Regions from separate parts of the Homo sapiens genome. Here region 2 is linked to region 1. A link is an interaction called in ENCODE POLR2A ChIA-PET data of the cell type or tissue named here. Cell type or tissue: IMR-90. All regions are shown on one strand. Each heading gives the region's core, and the rest is flanking DNA. Links, peaks and the distances in the headings are about the cores only.

The links. ChIA-PET counts read pairs that join two places held together with the same protein. Peaks named below come from ENCODE experiments on the same cell type or tissue, not always from the same donor. Only the 100,000 strongest peaks of a DNase experiment are listed, where the experiment ranks them.
Region 2: POLR2A ChIA-PET joins it to region 1 with 8 read pairs; 4 of 35 experiments call an interaction of 5 or more read pairs at or near these places.

The regions. Positions count from the first base shown.
Region 1 is chr11:122,076,243-122,085,690 of GRCh38, forward strand. It overlaps a transcript of MIR100HG not described here. Among named protein-coding and RNA genes, the nearest start is that of MIR125B1, 19 kb to the right of the region's middle. In IMR-90, for the core only: no CTCF peak of the experiment used is centred there; no DNase peak of the experiment used is centred there.
Region 2 is chr11:122,205,060-122,214,507 of GRCh38, forward strand. All of the region lies in intron 2 of MIR100HG (mir-100-let-7a-2-mir-125b-1 cluster host gene), which reads right to left. Among named protein-coding and RNA genes, the nearest start is that of MIR100, 57 kb to the left of the region's middle. In IMR-90, for the core only: no CTCF peak of the experiment used is centred there; DNase peaks (open chromatin) are centred at 3,032, 3,462 and 5,072; H3K27ac peaks cover 2,907 bases.

The DNA.
Region 1 (9,448 bases), core at 2,345-7,344:
ACAAATTGTGTTGAAAAATATAATAAGAGTGATTTATCTTGGGTTCCTCCCTTCACCCCTGCAAGTCTGCCATGGGGTCAAAGAAAAAAAAATCAATCATTGGAGAATCCTTCCTTGAGCAGAGAAGTCTTGTCAGTCTTCTAGGTTCCTTTATTAAAGCCCTAATACCCATGGGAGGACCCCAGCTTATTAAATAATATGTTAGAGAAACGTTACTCTATCAGGTACTCTCTAACAGGTACAGAGAGCTGAGCTCAAGACCCTAAGGGCAGGAGACACAGGACAGAGCTACGGGTTAGGCAGAGCACTACCACATGGGAGAATGCTGGAGAAAATTCTGTCCAACTTCACAAGGGAGGCTCAACCAGGGCCTCAGTTGTATAAAGAGCCTCTGCTGGCTCCCAGTAAATAGCTCCTGGCCCAACACAAAGTCACTGTATGTGCAAACATTTTATTCACAGAGCAGTCACTTGCATCAATTATACAATAAAAATGTGCACATATTTGGGGCACTTGCTCTTTAGTATTCATGGGACTTCACATGGTCAGACATTTAGCCAGATGCAAGAAAAAGTGATTATCAGCTACATACGAAATAAAAAGCATGAGAGAGACTTCCTCACTGCAAGCATGATTGCCTCATCCCATGCTTTTGTGAATGGGCATTACTGACTGGCATTCAGACCGTAAGAAAATTGGCCAATGAGAACTCAGCAATGCTCTGATTGAAAGCTGGTCGCACACACACAAGAAATGCCAGTATGCAGAACCTGATAGCAAGATTTTAAACATTCTCTAGAGCAGAACGTATAAACTGAAGAATCGGGTAAAAAGGTGAATTCATGGTTATTAGCTAATAATAAGACTATAATTATTGCAAAACATCTTGGACAATGCAGGATGGTGAGTAGGGCTGAAAATGGAAATAAATAGTTTTCTAAAAAGGTAAAAATGAATGACTCAGGAAGAAGGTAACTTGTTTTTTATATGACTTTCTTTTAGGGTTCAAAAGCTACTTATAACATTTTTCTCAGCATTGCTTTTAAGGTTATTTCATTTCTGGAGTCAACCTGGTTGTACATTCAATGAACTTGATACTTCACTGTAGAACCTCTTTTCTCTGAAAGGTCTAAAAAAGGCCCTGGTGACCCACCATGGTGGGGGTTCTCAAACTCAGCACTTAATCTCAATTAAGAGATTCAGTGGGGAATGTGCCTTTTCAAAGAAGATACTGAAAACCTAAAATGAAAAAGATAATCTTCTTACCTAGTATGATTCTATAATCAGCTGGTTTGGACTTGGCGTTCAAGATGTAAATTCAATCCTTGTATAGATCAGTTAGTTTCTACTGCACAAACACTTGTCTGTCCTCACTATGTACCATGATCTCAGATAGTCCAGCCTAAGTCCAGCTGGCCACCTACCAAATGCCATTGTTTAAAGAGAACAGGGCCATTATTTAAGGAAAGTGTGGGTGGCTCCCTGTGTGTCTTTAACATATGTTTTCACCTAAATGTGGGTGAGTTAAAGCTTGATATATAAAGGAAAGAGCATATTATTACTTAAGCAAATGGACTATCTAGGGGATAGAAGCATAAGTCAAAGAATGTGAATGTTTCCCCCATTGCTAGTGATTCCCCTGCAAATATGTTTTTAGCGTATTTGGTATAATTATCTGTGAGAACAGATGGAATGGGATCACAGGTACTTCAACCTTCTTGATAATCAGAAAGTCATTTCTATTTGACTTTGGAATACAATGTTTACCACTCCTACACAGGCCCACCTTCTTCATTATGTTCAACTTAACTTAAACCTGTATTTCCATGTCCACTGGAAGGCACTGGACATAATCCTTTATGCAGTCTGTCTCAAGTTTTCATCTTTTACTTTCTTCTAGATATTTTCTCTAGTCTCTTCATCTTCCTGCTGTCCCCCCATGCTTGAATCAGGCAGAAATTCACACCGTTAATTTTCCAGAGACTAAATGTTACTAAGGGTCAGCATTTCTTTACATGTCTGTTTCCCCTAATGAGGTGAGTTCTTTGATGACAAGGATTATGTATCATTCATCTTTGTATTCCCAGGACATAGTATGTCCTAAATTAATGTTTATTGAATGAATTAACTATAAAAATATGTAACAACTCATTAAGATATTTTGCCAGTCAATTCTATAATTTCTTAAACTGTTAGTTTAGCATAAAGCATTACATTGCTCTGGGCAAGCAGGTAAGTGGCTATTTACAAGGCAGATTTATATTTAATTGGATATAATGTATTCTAATGATTTGAATTGATTTGGTTAGTCTAATTTGGATGAAAGACACTCAGTCCATTGGTGTTATTTATTTCCTTGGTGGTAATAAATGAGATTCCTTCTAATACCTTGCTGACGGCAATTTGAATGTCAGTGGAACAGTTGGAGCCTTTCACTTTTGCAATAATGGTTTAGGGGCAAACAATAAGACCCTTAAAAACCTATCTAATCCAGCTTTATGGCCTTATAAGCTGTCAGGCTCTTCATTTTTTTTTTCATGATGGGGAGATAAGACAGGATGTAAGAAAAGCAGAGAGGGGACCATGGGGCTTAAGGAGCTAAAGGACTTTGAGATCAAGTAAATAATAAAATTGGTAGGTGGAGAAACTGCTTTCCCTCTAATCTCTATTTCCATTTTTGCAAGTGGAAATACGTACATAAAGTCAAGCAAATGATAAATGTAGAAATTCCTAATGATCTTGTGAATAGCAAGATTGGAAACAATGAAAAAATGTCTTAATCAACTTGTAGAGACAGAAGGCTATTTTACTACAAGAGGTAAAATTTTGGGACACACTGCACCCACATTAATATGCTTAGTAAACTAAAAGCCACACAGTATGAAGACATTACCTGTGGTCATAAAAATAAAGGTCTAGGGGTGAGGCGCAGTGGCTCACGCCTGTAATTCCAGTACTTTGGGAGGCTGAGGCAGGTGGATCAGTTGAGGTTAGGAATTCAAGACCAGCCTGGCCAACATGGTGAAACCTCATCTCTACTAAAAATACAAAAATTAGCAAGGTGTGGTGGCTCATGCCTGTAATCCCAGCTATTCGGGGGGCTGAGACAGGAGAATGGCTTGAACCCGGGTGGCGGAGGTTGCAGTTAGCCGAGATCACGCCATTGCATTCCAAGCTGGGTGACAGAACGAGAATCCATCTCAAAAATAAAATAAAATAATATAAAATAAAAATAAATAAATAAAAGTCTAGATAAAAGACTTCGAGTTTTTCATATTGTTTGAAGAGAATTCTTTAAATCAAGCACAGCCAATAACAATTTGGACTCAAAATCAAGCAAATTTCTCCCTTTTAAACAGTGTATTAGTAGGCTGAAGCAGTTCACCTTGATTCAATGAACTGAACTGGACTTTGGATTTTAAAATTTACAAAAATCCTCCAAAAATTCAAGTCTTCACAAAAAAGACTTGTGAACGAGGAGTCAGGAAAACTGGGCTCAAGTGTTGTCCTGCAGGTCTTCATGGTACCTGCTCAATATTCTACCCCAAATATTTCCTTTACCAAAATGAGATAATATCATATGAATACTAGGCAGACAAACTAAATAATAGATTAAAATGTATTGCTCTAACCCTTTGGGAGAAATCATTAAAATATAAGGAGTTTGTATTTTTATTACACCAGAATTACCTACAGCCCTGTATCTAGTTCTAGCCATCCAGCTAAGGATAGATTCAGAAACAGTTCAAAGAAAAGCTATGCTGATGGTAAGAGTTCTAGAAATAGATGGTATTTTTTAAAAACATTAAGAGAACTGGGATTATTTATCCTGTGGAAGAAATGTTTGAGAAAGGATGAAATCATGGTTTGGAATTAGAGCAATGATTCTCAAAGTGTGGTCCCAGGACCTACAACAGCAGCAACCCCTGGAAACTTACAAAAAATGTAAATCCCAGGCCTCTATCCCACACCTGCTGGATCAGGAAGTCTAGAGGGGCTCTAACAACCTGTGGTTTACCAGCTCTCCAGGGTGATTTTGATGCTCAGCCTAGTTGAAGAACCACTTGGTGAACAGGAGCAGTGGTCTTGCAGAGAATAGGGAAAGTGAATAGTGATACTCATTGAAACAGAAAAGAAGGGTTGGGACAGCTTTTAAGTATTTAATCTTTTCCCCTGTGAAAGAAACCAGATAGCAAAAGAGGACAGTATACAAGTAACTCGGAGAAAAAGCATAGAAACCATCTAGAAAGGGCTCTTTTCTTTCTTTCTTTCTTTCTTTCTTTCTTTCTTTCTTTCTTTCTTTCTTTCTTTCTTTCTTTCTTTCTTTCTTCCTTTTCTTCAAGGAGAGTACAGAATCCATATGACTTCCTACATGAAGTTTTAGAAGTAATTTTAACATTGGTTTACTCAAATGAAGTTTTAAGGGAACAATAGTAGCATCAGAAGCAAAGCCAAATATGTACACCAAATTCAAGCAGTAATGGCTCTTAAATAATCCATAATTGGCTGGGCATGGTGTCTTATGCCTGTAATCCCAGCACTTTGGGAGGCCGAGGCAGGCAGATCATGAGGTCAGGGGTTCAAGACCAGCCTAGGCAACATGGTGAAACCCCAACTCTACTAAAGATACAAAAAATTAGCTGGGCATGGTGGTGCATGCCTGTAATCGCAGCTACTCAGGAGGCTGAGGCAGGAGAATCGCTTGAACCCGAGAGGCAGAGGTTGCATTGCGCTGAGATTGCGCCATTGCACTCCAGCCTGGGTGAAGGGCGAGACTCCATCTCAAAAAAAAAAAAAAAAAATCATAATTAGTGGAAAGAACCATGACTTTTCAGAAAATCAGTGAAAAAAGAAACATGAAATACCAATGAGAAAAGGAAAGATAGAGAAAAAGGAAAGAAGGAAGGGCAAAAGCAAATGGAATACAGAGAAAGAATCACCAACTCTCAGTACAGGAGTGAGGGCAGGAATGAAAAGGGTGCTTTCAATGACCCAATACACATCACCATGCAACAGCATAGTACATTGGAGCCTTGCTAAGAATTCTGTCTTCAGGAGCCAGATTGTGAAACTGCTTTTTCATGAATTTCAATTCATTTAAAGAATTCTAATTGAGTTGAAATTCCTTACTATTAATTTCTTTAGGCACTTTGGTAGATAAGCCCCTTGAACAGGTGCCAGATCATACCCACCTTATATAGAGGATTGTTACTATAGTGAGAAGCCAAAAACATATATTTTTGAATCACATTTACTTTTACTTTATTTTGTGGGATAGGTAAGTTTTGAGGATATATAGACATGTTAATATCCATAAATAGTATAGACAGAAGATTTCCTACTCTACTTACCCTAAATCTCCTCTTTCAAGTAAGGATAATTATCAACCCAATAAGATAGCAAGAAAGAGAAAAATCCAGTTATTTAAAACATCAGTGTATGCACTATAGTAATCTCAATTATTCACATACAAAATGTTGCCTTTTTTGATTACCTGAAGCAAAATGTTGATCCCAGATCAACTTTCTCTGGCTATCCATCATTTATCTAGATAGCTTCTTCCTAGCATCAGTAGTTGTTAAGAAAAAAAAAAAAAAAAAAAAAAAACATGTAAATATGAGGCCAATGAAAACAAACAAATAAAACTAACCATGCAAAACTAACTTCACTTCTTTCTTTGTTAGTTATTAGACTGATAGCTTTGGGGAATGACATTTGGAATCCTAACTTCAGTATGTGACTTGACTCAGCTTCTTATGATCTCTTTTGGGTAAGTTTGAGTCAAACATTTGAATAAGATGACTCTGAAAAACAATCTTAATTTAGCAGATGTCTTAGGATAAAAAAAATATTGGGAGATGGAATGATGAGTTGAATTTTAGGATGAGGGAAATAGAGTTTGACAGCAGCATGTATAGAAAAGACTTAAGTGTTTTAATAGATGGTAAGATAAGATGAATCAATACTGATAGATGGTTGCTAAAAAGATTAATAGGAATTTTATTCCTGGAAATCCAGTACTTAGGGAAAAATTTTATAAAGGTGATCATCATGCATTTCTTCCCATTTGTCAGTCCACATCTAGAAAAAAGCATTCAATCCAGAGTAGCACATTTAACAAGGCAACCAAACCAACTGGAATGTGGAGACTCACAAGAATGATGAAGGCATGTGAAATAATGCCATGGGAGGAATGACTGCAAGTGCTAAGGGTGTGCAGCCCAGAGAAAAATGACTCTGGACGGAACATGATTTCTTCTTTGAAATATCTGTAAGACTGACAAATAGAAGAGAGACTAGACTTAATAGACTTACACTATATCTCCTAAGGCTAAAATAAGAAACAATAAAAGACGATGCCTTTGTGATTCAATATTAAGAAAAAGTATTCGGCAGGCACGGTGGCTCACGCCTGTAATCCCAGCACATTGGGAGGCCGAGGCAGGTGGATTACCTGAGGTCAGGAGTTTGAGACCAGCCTGGGCGACATGGTGAAACCCCATCTCTACTGAAAAACAAACAAACAAACAAACAAACAAACAAACAAACAAACGAAAATTAGCTGGGCATGGTGGTATGTGCCTGTAATCCCAGCTACTCGGGAGGCTGAGGCAAAAGAATCGCTTGAACCAGGGAGTCAGAGGTTGCGTGAGCCGAGTTTGTGCCACTGCACTCCAGCCTGGTGACAAAGCGAGACTCTGTCTCAATTAGAAAGAAAGAAAGAAAGAAAGAAAGAAAGAAAGAAAGAAAGAAAGAAAGAAAGAAAGAAAGAAAGAAAGAAAGAAAGAAAGAGAGACAGAGAGAAAGAGAGAAAGAAAGAAAGAAAGAAAGAAGGAAGGAAGGAAGGAAGGAAAGAAAGAAAGAAAGAAAGAAAGAAAGAAAGAAAGAAAGAAAGAAAGAAAGAAAGAAAGAAAGAAAGAAAGAAAGAAAAAGTATTCAAATGATCTGAGTTGTCCAAAGATGGAATTGCTGATCAGGAATGTGGTCCATTATAAGCTAACAGGAAATTCAAGCAAAAGATGGCCTTTGTGGCTTCTTCATCAGTGAAAGTCTATGAACCTAGAATTAAAAAGGGAATTTGACTGAAGTGAGCATCTAAGGCATATTCTGAAGACCATATTCATTTTTTATAACATCTGCACCCTGCTCCTCTCTGTTAACCTGGGTATTTAAAAGCCAGTGGTGTGTAATCTAAAGACCTTCTCAAAACACTATACCATATTTACATTCAACATCTCTGTAAAGTAAGAACAAGTCAACTACCTTGTTTCTCTTCTTACTGAAGAGCTAACTCTACTATGGAAATTGTAAAGAAAATAATTATCGATAGAGTTAGATCTATAACATAGCCCCTTTGATTCACGAAAATGAAACTTTGAACATGTGTCTCTTGACCTTCACTGTCTAACATTCCTCCCCAAACTCTCCCTAATGTTGATTGCTTAGTTTATTAATTCAAGTTCGTTGAATAAGTCATAGTCTACAATCACGATAGTAGTTTATGAGAGCAAGTGTTGCTGTTACTCCAAGTGCGTGGGGAAGTTGCAGAGGTCCTTTTCTAGAGGCCTTCAAGATAAGTTGCAGAGGTCCTTTTCTAGATAGTGTGATTATTCTACCATTGGCTCGTTCCTACTTTTCCACTGAACCTACCAGTTATCACACTATGAGCAGAGTAAGGAAAAACTCTGTAATACTTGTGTATTACAGTGCTACTGCACTTTTAATTTTCTCCCTCCCACTATTGGTAAGCAATGATATAGCCTCCTCAACACAATACCTAATGCTGGGTACTGTAATAATCATGGTGCACTGCTCACAATCCCTGTGGCAAGCATTTACACTGCTCTAAGCACCAGCAAGAAAAGAAACAAAAAAAATTTTTTGTGGTTCCTTTTAGTCCTTGAGTATATCACAAGTTTAACCCTAATTGGATTTACCTGATGTCAGTAAATGACCTGGGACTTTCGGCAGTCATTATCCCAAAGGGTAATAATCAGAAAGTTGAGAGGAAAAAACCTAAAATGGCACTTATCTAATGTGGGAAATTAAGTGACTTAGATAGTTATGTACAAAGGGTATAACCAGAGCCAAGTGTAATGTCCCATGTGATTTTTACTAGGAGAGACTAGTTTTAATAGTTTCATCTTTGGACAACCCTCCTTTCTAAGCATGTACCTGCCACTTAGGGATCCCCAACCCAACACGCTGAGGCTCATTTCATCATTATTTTCATCATCCTAGTAAAAATTCACTAGGATCTTTTAAGCCAGGATAACCAACTTCTCAAAGTGTTGAAAAACTTGGTGGCTGATATATGCATGGACTAAGTTATGTATATAAGTTAATAAACCCACACACACACACACACACACACATCTTTTAGGACTGGTTTGCCTGAAGTCTTGACATCATGGAATGTCAAATGTCAAATGTCTTTAAAATATGATTATCGGCTGGGCACGGTGACTCATGTCTGTAATCCTGGCACTTTGGGAGCCTGAGGCGGGTGGATCATGAGGTCAGGAGTTCGAGACCAGCCTGGTCAATATGGTGAAACCCTGTCTGTGCTAAAAATACAAAAATTGAGGCTGGGTGCAGTGGCTCACACCTGTAGTCCCAGCTACTTGGGAGGCTGAGGCAGAAGAATCGCTTGAACCCAGGAGGCAAAGGTTGCAGTCAGCCAAGATCATGCCACTGCACTCCAGCCTGGGCGACAGAGCAAGACTCAGTCTAAAAAAAAAAAAAATATATATATATATATATATATAATATACATGATATATCATGTATATTATATATATATTTATCTGAGTCTCCTAAATGAAGAGAGAGTAAACTGGCAGAGAAATACGCATAAAATAATAATTTGACATTCCACATTGTTGTTATCTATATATAGTGTTTTCCTTGAGGTTAGCAGATGCCAGAATTCCTAGATCAATTAAATAGTGCACCCTTTGCCCACAACTTCCTTTGTAAAAGCTGAATATACAATATACTAACAGATTTTTCAAAATATCTATTTTTCATTTTTAAAAGTATCCCTATTTAAAATGTAGGAGCCTAAAAATATACACAAACCAAATGTTGATTCATTGTAGGAGTTGCATGTTATGATTCCCTCATTGCATCTGGTAACTGCATGTGGTTAGCTACACTTGGTACGACTGGATACAGCTTGACATATTCTGGGATTTATTAAAATGTAAATGACAAAGCAGAAAAGAATGTTCAGACAATTGGATTACTCCATTGACTGAATGTTCCAATACTGTATCTATTTTTGTCAAAGCAATGGTGGTTCCTGCTGTGGAATGCTGAATGGAATATTCCATTGCAGGGCATGGGGAGAACTTGCATAAAAGAAATTGAAACCTAATCATTTAATTTTTAATTCACCTCTCTAAAAGCAACACATTGCCAATACTTGTAAAAGAAATTATGATAA
Region 2 (9,448 bases), core at 2,719-7,718, 130 kb after region 1:
ACAGGAGTAAGTATCAGAGGGTCTGGAGCATACGTGTCCCCATCAGGGACACGGGGTCATGAGTGGAGAAACAGGAAAATGAGTGGTGAGGGAAGGAGAGTCTTGTTCCCCTTTGGATTGGCAGAGCATTCCATTCTGCTCTGCACCCGACACCAGGAAAAATGCAGGACCCAGACAATAGGACAACAAAGATGAAGCAACCGTGTCATGAGGAACTTGAAGAACTGGAAATATTTAGGCAGATAAAGATGCAACTCTGTAATTGCTGTCTTTGAATATTTAAAGGACTCTTAATTAGAAAAGGGTGGGATTTGCTCCACCCAGCTTCAGGAAATAGAATGAAACTAATGGAGAGACACGTCAAAGAGAAATATTTCCGATCCACTATAAGAAAAATATTCTGGTAGTTTAGTCCAGATTTGGAAAGGTCACTTTGTGTCTGGAGAAGGCTGTGAGGGCTCTGTCATTGGACATTCTTTGGCCAAATGCAGGGCCAGCCATGGAGGCTGCCTGCACTGAGACAACCTTTGGGGATCCTTCTAGCTCTTGGACTATTTGAGTCTATGAACGATCTGGGATCCAAAAGGAGAAACTAGACAAAAGAAGCATGTGACATCCTCACACAGAGCATTTTAACTCCTGCTGAGGGATCTCCTGGTCTAACACATTAGATGATCAGATAAATCCAAAGTGTGCTTGCAACCTTTTCCTCTCTTTCCCTTGAACAGCACTATTTCTTTAACTATCACAGGTAAGTCCAAGAGTTAGGTATCTCCCAGGTGGGGCAAATGGCCTTTAGTATAGTGGAAAACACACAAGAAAAGGCAAAACTCTTACACTGAATGATCAGTTTAAGGAGAATCGCAGGTTTTAAAAGAGATGATGTTTAGAAGCCATCTTATCAAATATCTCCCCCAATGTCTGAATTCCACCCATATCTTCCCTGATCGAGTGGTTGTCTGATCTCTGTTTGAACTCAGCCTCTGAAGTCAATTTGATTGGAGGCCATTCTGATTGGGCTCAAGAATAAGCAAAACACACACATAGAAAATGCAATCAGCAAGACATGGATGCAAGGGAAAAGGCACCTTTGGTATAGTACCAGAATACAAGGCAGAACCTAAAGCTAATTAGAATTTCTTGAAGTCAGAATTACAGTAAATTTTAAAAGCCCTACCTACAGTTTGAGGAGACATACTTGGGACACACAGTACCAGTAAAAATTGTAGGTGACGTTGTTGCCTTTTCTGCAATCTTTTGCGTCTATGTGTGAGCCTTACATGGCAGGCTGGGAAGGCATAAGAATAGGGGTAGGGGCGGTTGAAAGGGTGCAGGTTGCTAAAAAGGAAGGAACTACGGGGCTTTGGGCGGGGCTGGTATGTGGTATGCGTTTGGAGTTGCTTTCATGATATTATCCTGGACAGAGTTGCAAAAAAGGGTGCAAAGCCGATGAGGGTGTCAGATAAGAGAAATGGAGCATTCGAGAATTGACTTCTGATTGAGCAGAGGGAACACTGAGCTCAGACAAAGGAGACAAAAAGAGTTTAGGGATGAAGGAAAAGGGAGAAACATTTAGAGGTAGGAAGATGTGAAGGGAGAAACTGCATAGGAGGTCTAAGATATCTGGGACATTTCCAAGACCATCACGGGGTCTCAAGGGGCGATGAGAGGCAGGAAAAAGGGTAAATGCTGAGGAGGAAGAAGGAGGCCGGGCACTGAAAGATCTTCTGAGTAGAAAGAAACAGGAAGAAAGCTAGACCCATCATAAGACTTGGTGTCTCCATTTCCCGACTAGGTCACTTCTCAGGAGAGAGAATCAAAGGGCACCTTCCTGGCTGCAAAAGATGGTTAATTCACGAGAAAAATCTGAATCCATCAAGTGTTGACTAGACACCTCCTATATGCTCAAGATACAGGATAGAAGTAGAAATCAAGTTCCACAGTAACCTGAGTTACTACTAGTCAGTTAACAATCATTTGCTCAGTAACTACTCTTGGCCAAAGACCATGGTAAGCATGAGGAACCCGACTAGGATGACTAGGCCAACCCTCCCAGGGGTCACAGAGTAACAGGTGAAAGGGAGAAGCACAGCCCAGTGTAAAACTCCTGCAAAGGATTATAGGGTGCTGTGAAGGAAAATAACAGAATATCCAAATAATCATTTCTAGGTTTTATGTTTTTAACAGAAAAGACATGTCAGACGCCACAAAGAATCAGGAGCAGTCAGTCTGTAGGAATCGTCCTGGCCTGGGAATGTCAGAAAGAACATTCCTAGTCCCCAGTGCCCAGATAAGGGCAGTGGAGGCTGAACTCAGAAGAGGACCACTGAGCAACTGGCCACACTGGGGGCTGTACTCCTCAGGGCAATGAGGAGGATGAGAATGGAAGGAGGAGGCCTCCCATTCTACATCCTTCTCCGGCAGACCCCACTCACCCTGCCAGGTGACAGTTCAGTGGATGTGACTTCCACCCGTGGCTAAGCAAGGAAACAGCCTCTTTGGAACTTCTCCAATGTCGCAGCTCTCCTGTCCCCACTGCTGTTCCACTCAAGCTCGCAGATGAGCCCAGCTCCTCTCCTCCATTCTAAACGCCTCTGTTTCAGGGAAGCGTTTGCATTTTCCTTGGCACAGGTACAGCTTGCTGAATTCTTTTAGGCCAGGCCAATTACAACAAGCCCTAAAATTGCTGAGCCAAGTGGTTTCTTCAGAGATCTGCTTACATTCCCTCCCTGAAAAGAGCAGGGGGCCCACTTCGTGCTGTCTCTGCACACAAAAAGTGCACGTTTCGCTTTTAAGGTGGAGTAGGCATAGGACAGTTTTCCCAGAGAGAGGGTGAGATGCAACCTATTTTCACTCTGTTTTTACTTCGCCTAATTGGGCTTCATCCCATTTCAGAGGACGGACAAGATGGCTCAGGGCCGGCTCCCTTGAAGACCGTCTTGAGAAAGGGCTAGAGAGGCTTTTAGTGCAAGCCCCACGGGATCACAAGTTGAAAGAAGTATTTACATGTGTCAGTACCCTCTCATTCCTGAACTTCAACTAGGTTCAGGGTTCAGTATTGCAATCACATTCTCGTAAGTTCTGGCTTTGGGAGGAAGATGGAGTCAGTAATGCATAACTTTGATTTTTTTAAGTAATCATGATATTTGGGTAGAAATAACTCAATTCCAAAGAATTATTTAGATTAGTCTAAAGTTGTTTTTTTTTCCTGATTTTGAAATTGTTACACCATGACTTTTCAACAAACTCACCTCTTTGTTTATTTTCTATTATGCTTACATCAGAATACATAACATTCCCTAGCTATTTCTAGCTTAGAGGAAGACATTGAGAGATTATCTTAATGAGAACAGGTCAAGCGGTGGCATAGCCAGTTTGGAATTTAAAATTATCCATGAATAATAAAGCACCTAATCTGGTGCAGATCATTGAGAACTGACCAATTCTGAGAGGTACTTGCCAGAAAACCAAATAGTGTCCTTCCCACAATAAAAATGTATCACAGAAAGAAGTGTGTCCTTGATTCTTGGCATTAACTCATGGCTAGTAAGGCCACGGCATTGCAGATCTGTGCTCTGAGTCTGAAGGCATTCTTCAGATGGGGAAACAGGATCTCTTGAAAAGGGAAATTTGAACTCATTCTCACAGATGAGATGACCTACATGTGTCCAGAGATATGAGAGCACTCATTTAGAGCAGAACTTTCTTACTCAGACAGAAACTAAAGGGTCACAAGGTAAAAAACTGCCATTTTTAACTTAAAAGGCAAAAAATCAGGGCAAATCTCATTTGCAGATGGATAAATAAATTCTAGGAACGTAATCTGGTTCTAACATCCTTATCAAAAAGCCTGGCATGATGGACAAGAGGGTCTCTGGTGGTCAATCTCCTGGGAGGGGGCTCTACCAAGAGCCCCCAGTGCCACTCAACCCAGAGACTTTCAGCCCCCACTGGGTACTTGGCAATCAGAAGTAACCACATGTCTATGCTTTTGAGGAAATTTTACAAACTGAAATTTGCCTGGCTTAATTACAAGGATGCTTGGTTTTTCTATATCAGCTAATGAATAGTAGAGGTTCACATTTCCATACCAAGAAGGGAAAGAACATCCTAAACTCAGAGCAGTCTTCAATGTGGGAAACCAAATGGGATGGTGAGAGGGTCAAGTTTCTTGTCTTTCATTTAGAATATAGCAGGACTCAAGAGCTGCTCATCTTCAGGGAATTTCATAGGTTTTTGGCTAGGGACCAATCTGGGTCATAAAAAGAGGAAACCCCCCTGGGCCCAGGTAGATCTCTAAAGAAAAAGCTTTGGTTGCCTGGGCTTTGTTTAGCAAAAGAATATTTTTTTCTTGTCCTAGAGTCAGCAAACATACTGCCAGGTAATCTGAGAGGCCCACAGGGAGACTCCAAGAAGACAAGCCCAATAGTCCCATACCAAAATCTTTCATCTTGAAGGCCATTAATGTGCCACATCTTCACTACATTTCCAAATGCCTACTGCCTTTGGGTGGCATCACAGCAATAAACACAGGACTTAATTAAAAGTCATTTCCATTTCATTGCTAAAGCCAAGGAAATCTGGTACCACAGCCTTGAATTTATAAGTAGGAAAATGGTACAAAAAAAGTGAGGGTGGGAACTAATTTAAAACACTAAAAGTCACTCAACACTGCCAGTGGGTGGTGCAGGATATTGCCATGGCACTTTCTGTTAAATTTCTTTCTCCCAATTCTTTGCAGAATTCTCCTCACTTTTGTGTGCAGAGAGCCCCACTAACTAAAAGCAACCTGAGTATTAGATATTATCACCATGAAGGGTTGGGGCAATGGGACGCATCAAATGGCATCACCCGTCAGGGAAGTACAAACCTGCATCCACTGCCCTATTTCTAATCTTGACTCACCCTATGACAGGGTCATACTCCCCTCATCATGAGAGGTTATGGGGGAGTTTGCACAGCTAACAGGCCACTGTTACTCCCTGCTTGTTTGTCGGCAAGAAAAGTGCAGAAAGTTCAGTTGCTCCCATTGGCCATTGGACAAATGCCCAGTTGCTCTCTGGGGAAATCTGATTGTGTCATAGTTAATTCCTCCCTCACGCATGCCCCTCCTTTATAGCTGCTTAGTTGCCAAGCTCTGTCCATTCTTTCTCCATTGTATTTCTTGAATTAGTCCCTTTCTTTTATTCCTACTGCAATTATCCTCAGTGAAGTTTTCATTTTTTCTTGATTGGACTATTGCTATATCTTCTTACTTGGTTTCTTACTGCTAGGATCTATCCACTGTAATCCATTTTACATGTGACTTGTAGTTTAGTCTCCCTAATACATGTCTCTGATTATGTCACTCTTATGTTCCAAAACTCATGGTGATTCTTTGTTGCCTGCACTGGTCACAAGTGATTCTGCATTGCCTACTGACCAAAGTCCAACAAATAAATTGACAGCTTTCTTCACAAAGAAGAAATTGTCCTATGACTCACATGTTACCCCATAATTAAAGGACTGAGACCTAGAAAGTTACTCAAACTTCAAGTAGCCCATGCCCCAGAGGTAAATTTCACTTGCCCTATTTAAACAAGGTTTTCTTCGATATATTCTCCTTGTCACAATCAAAAAGTTCTTTCCAGTGTCTGCCTTGAATTATCCCCTAAGCTCTTGAACTCTACTATCTTTAACTATTATTTGTTTTAATAGCAAGTTCCACTCTCAGAAATGAGACTAGCAAATAAAAAAGAAACAAGTGACTCCCAAGAAAAACACCAGAGCATGACATCATAGTGAGTTGAAAGGGGCTGAAGTTGGAAGTGGGCTAATGGCTGTTTATGATTTTTGTTTGTTCAACACCATACGTCTTAGGACCTTAACCCTCTACAGACTATTATCTTGATGGTGATGGGTATTTCTCTGCTGCACTTATACTTCCCTTCCTCAAATCATAAAACATTTATTATATATCACCACAATCAAGTTGTAATAATAATCCACGATGATAGCAATAGTCTAATGAAGAAATATGCTCTGGTAAAGATCCTTGGATATCAGAGAGCAGTGTAAAGATTGTAGAGGACAGGTGCAGTGGCTCACGCCTGTAATCCCAGCACTTTGGGAGGCCGAGGTGGGCGGATCACCTGAGGTCAAGAGTTCGAGACCAGCCTAGCCAACATGGTGAAACCCCATCTCTACTAAAAATACAAAAAATTAGCCAGGCATGGTGGTGTGTGCCTGTAATCCCAGCTACTCGAGAGGCTGAGGCAGGAGAATCACTTGAACTCGGGAGGTGGAAGTTGCAGTGAACCAAGACTGCACCACTCCAGCCTGGGCAACAGAGAGAGATTCCATCTCAAAAAAAAAAAAAAAAAAAAAAAGACTGTAGAAAGCAACTTGGAGAATAATTAATAGAAAAAACAACTCAGACAGTTTACCCATCATTAGAGCATTGATATTTCTGGGGTTGAATGCAGTAGTGGCTAGGAATGGACATTAACTTTTCACACTGAGGGGAATAACACACTATACCACACACAATGTTGAGGATTCAAATTCTAGAGAGTGTCTTTGTCATGTGTTAATGATGGATATAAAGGTTCTCTATATGAGGCCTATGATAGTCAATGGTCATTCCTCTAACTTGGGAATGGTATGGGCTATACAGATAACAGCCTAGAGAGTTAGAAGCTAACTTTCTTTCAAAAAAAGATGAGGAGAAGAAGGGAAGGGAAGGGAAGGGAAGGGAAGGGAAGGGAAGGGAAGGGAAGGGGAGGGAAGGGGAGGGAAGGGGAGGGAAGGGGAGGGAAGGGGAGGAGAGGGGACAGGAGGGGAGGGGAGGGGAGGGGAGCTCAGCAAATTCTGGGGCACAACTTACAATTTTGCCTGATGTCTTACCACACTGCACAGCTAGGAAGTTCTTCTGAAGATCTAACCTGTGTTTCTTCTGGTGTTTTTGTTTATTTGTTTACCATAGATTATTTATAGCCTTTTTCCAAACAGAGAGATACTCACAGCCCTTCCCAGTTGGCTGTTTGGCTCAGCTAACAGAGCTGCTCTAAAAGTCATGGTTAAAACTTCATTCCCCTAAAAGGGTCATCGAGTTTGCTCCATAAGAGAGCTATATCAATCACCCTTCCTAAATGACACTCTTGTCATACATAGAAGAGAAGCCAGGCAGGTGAGTAGATGCCATTATCACCACTGCTTCTGTCTATTAAAAAAATAAAAACAAGATTTCTGCCTACTCTCCAACCCAGCCAAAGAGAGCCTCAGAGTCAGACACCTGGAATTAACCCTCATCCCTGCATCTACAGAGGACGCCTGGCCAGAGCAGTGCCGGCGGTGACAGAGCTGGGACCACTGACATCTGAAATGCATCCTGCACTCCAGCCCTTATGTGGTACTTGCTTGTCTCATAAAACCATTTTGTTTTTTGAGGATGGAGATAAGGTCCTTTAACACAATTTTCAATCTATAGTTGTACTCCAACGTGTTCCTTATACATCTACAATTTCTTCTATCTTATAAAATAAAATACACCCCTGATTTCAGAAAAAAAAAAAAAAAGCACAGCATTAAAAAAAGGAATCTGAGAGGCCACGAGGCTTTTCACATTTTGCCAGAACCAGGCTTTTGTCTGTGCTGGCGCCCTGGAGCTCAGGGATTTCTTAGGAATGAGAGTACAAGTGGCCTTAGGACCTCAATGATTGGAAAGAGACACCTTGAAGGCTGGAAGGAGGAGGTAAGGGCAGAGTTGCATCCAATCTGTGCTCATCTTCCTGTTCAGAATTACCTGGGCAGGTAGCTTAACATCTCCTAACCTTGGTTTCTTCACCTGTAAAATGAGAATAATAAGACAACACATCCCACAGGATCTTTGAGAACACGTATTCAATGGAATGAAACCCTCAGCACAATGCCTGGCACCTCGGGAGTGACCATTAACGATGCCTCTTGTTATTAATATTATCACAATCATCTCAGGGGGGCAAAGTAGCAAAGACTGACCGTGGGAAAGAGAGCTGTGGGAAAGTGACAGAGGTGCTGCCATCCCCTCGGCCCTACCCATGACCCCACTGTCAGGGGTGCAGAATATTTCTCCCATTCACCAGGTCCCAACCCACTCCCAGATAGAGCAACGTGGTGAAACAATAAAAGCCTGACTCCCGCAAGATGGCACCATGACGGGCTGTGCCTGGATCCAGAGGAGATGTCTCTGTCCAGCATTTCCATCAGGCTCTTCCGAGCCAGCTCCTGGGGTGCGCACAAAGACCCATTCAGGATGGCTGGAGTTCTGAAAGCCAGCAGATGAGCCGAGGGGCCGGGAAGGGGGTGGAGAATCAGCACAGCCCCTGGCACTAACCCCACTGGGACCTGCCCTGGGCAAGCAGGCGTGGAGGGCTCAGGTCTGCCGCCACGGCTGCACTCTTTGTTTTCCCGCAGATTCCGTTCTCTGATGGTGGTCCAGGGCACCAAGGACACCAGCTGCCATGGCTGGGATTGAATGACCTCCCTGGGGTGGCTGGGAACCCCCACTCCCATAGTGCCAGCCCAATGGGCAGGATACCCAGTGGAAACAGGCCATTACTAACAGGCCTGCCATTTCGAAAGTGCCTCTTTCTGGGAAAATTGACTCTCAGAGGTTCCCACCCTGGGAAGGTACAGTGAGAAATAAGAAGCTAAATTACTATGCAGTAGCCAATAGTTATTCCCCAGGGCCTAGAAAGTGACTCTGTGCCCCTCAGCCTCAGTTTCCCCACCTGTACAATGGGGCTAGGTACAACAACCTGTTGGAACTCAAAAAGTAGCTGCTGTGAGAGAACTTATCAGTAGTAGTTGGTTTGTTCCCTTTGAACACAAATATATCAGATCTGATGCATCAAGGATATGCCAGTCCTGCAGCTCCCTGAATGTTAGAGCACAGAGGCTGCTTAATGGATCATGATCCTTGGATGCAAATGAAAATAAGATTCCCTCTTTTACTCTTTCCCTCCTAAGTCTATAAGAGGCTGTCCTAACAAGGTGACAAGCTGAACATGCAATAGAAAACTGAGCCCCTTTAGGCTGCCAGAATTGTAAGACATTTCTTGTGGGACAACAGCATTTCCCAGATGACTCAATTCAGAAGGACTAAAAGGAGTTTCTGTGACCTGAAGATGTTTGTACATCAGCTAATCTAGCTTTCCACCTTTGCTGGAATATGCTGACTGCATTTATTTCTCTAGATATCTCTCACCCAATAGTAAGACTCAGTAGAAGCACTACCTCCTCCAGGAAGCCTTCCCTGACTACACAGCTTGAATTAGTGCACTTTCATATTCTCCCACAACACCCTGGGCACATATACTTCTCTCTTAGCAATCAGGAAATTATATTGAAATTGTCTGCTTGTTAGTCTCTGTCTTCTTGGTGACCAGGTACTATACTTTACAATCTTTTTTACTCCAGTATCTAATAC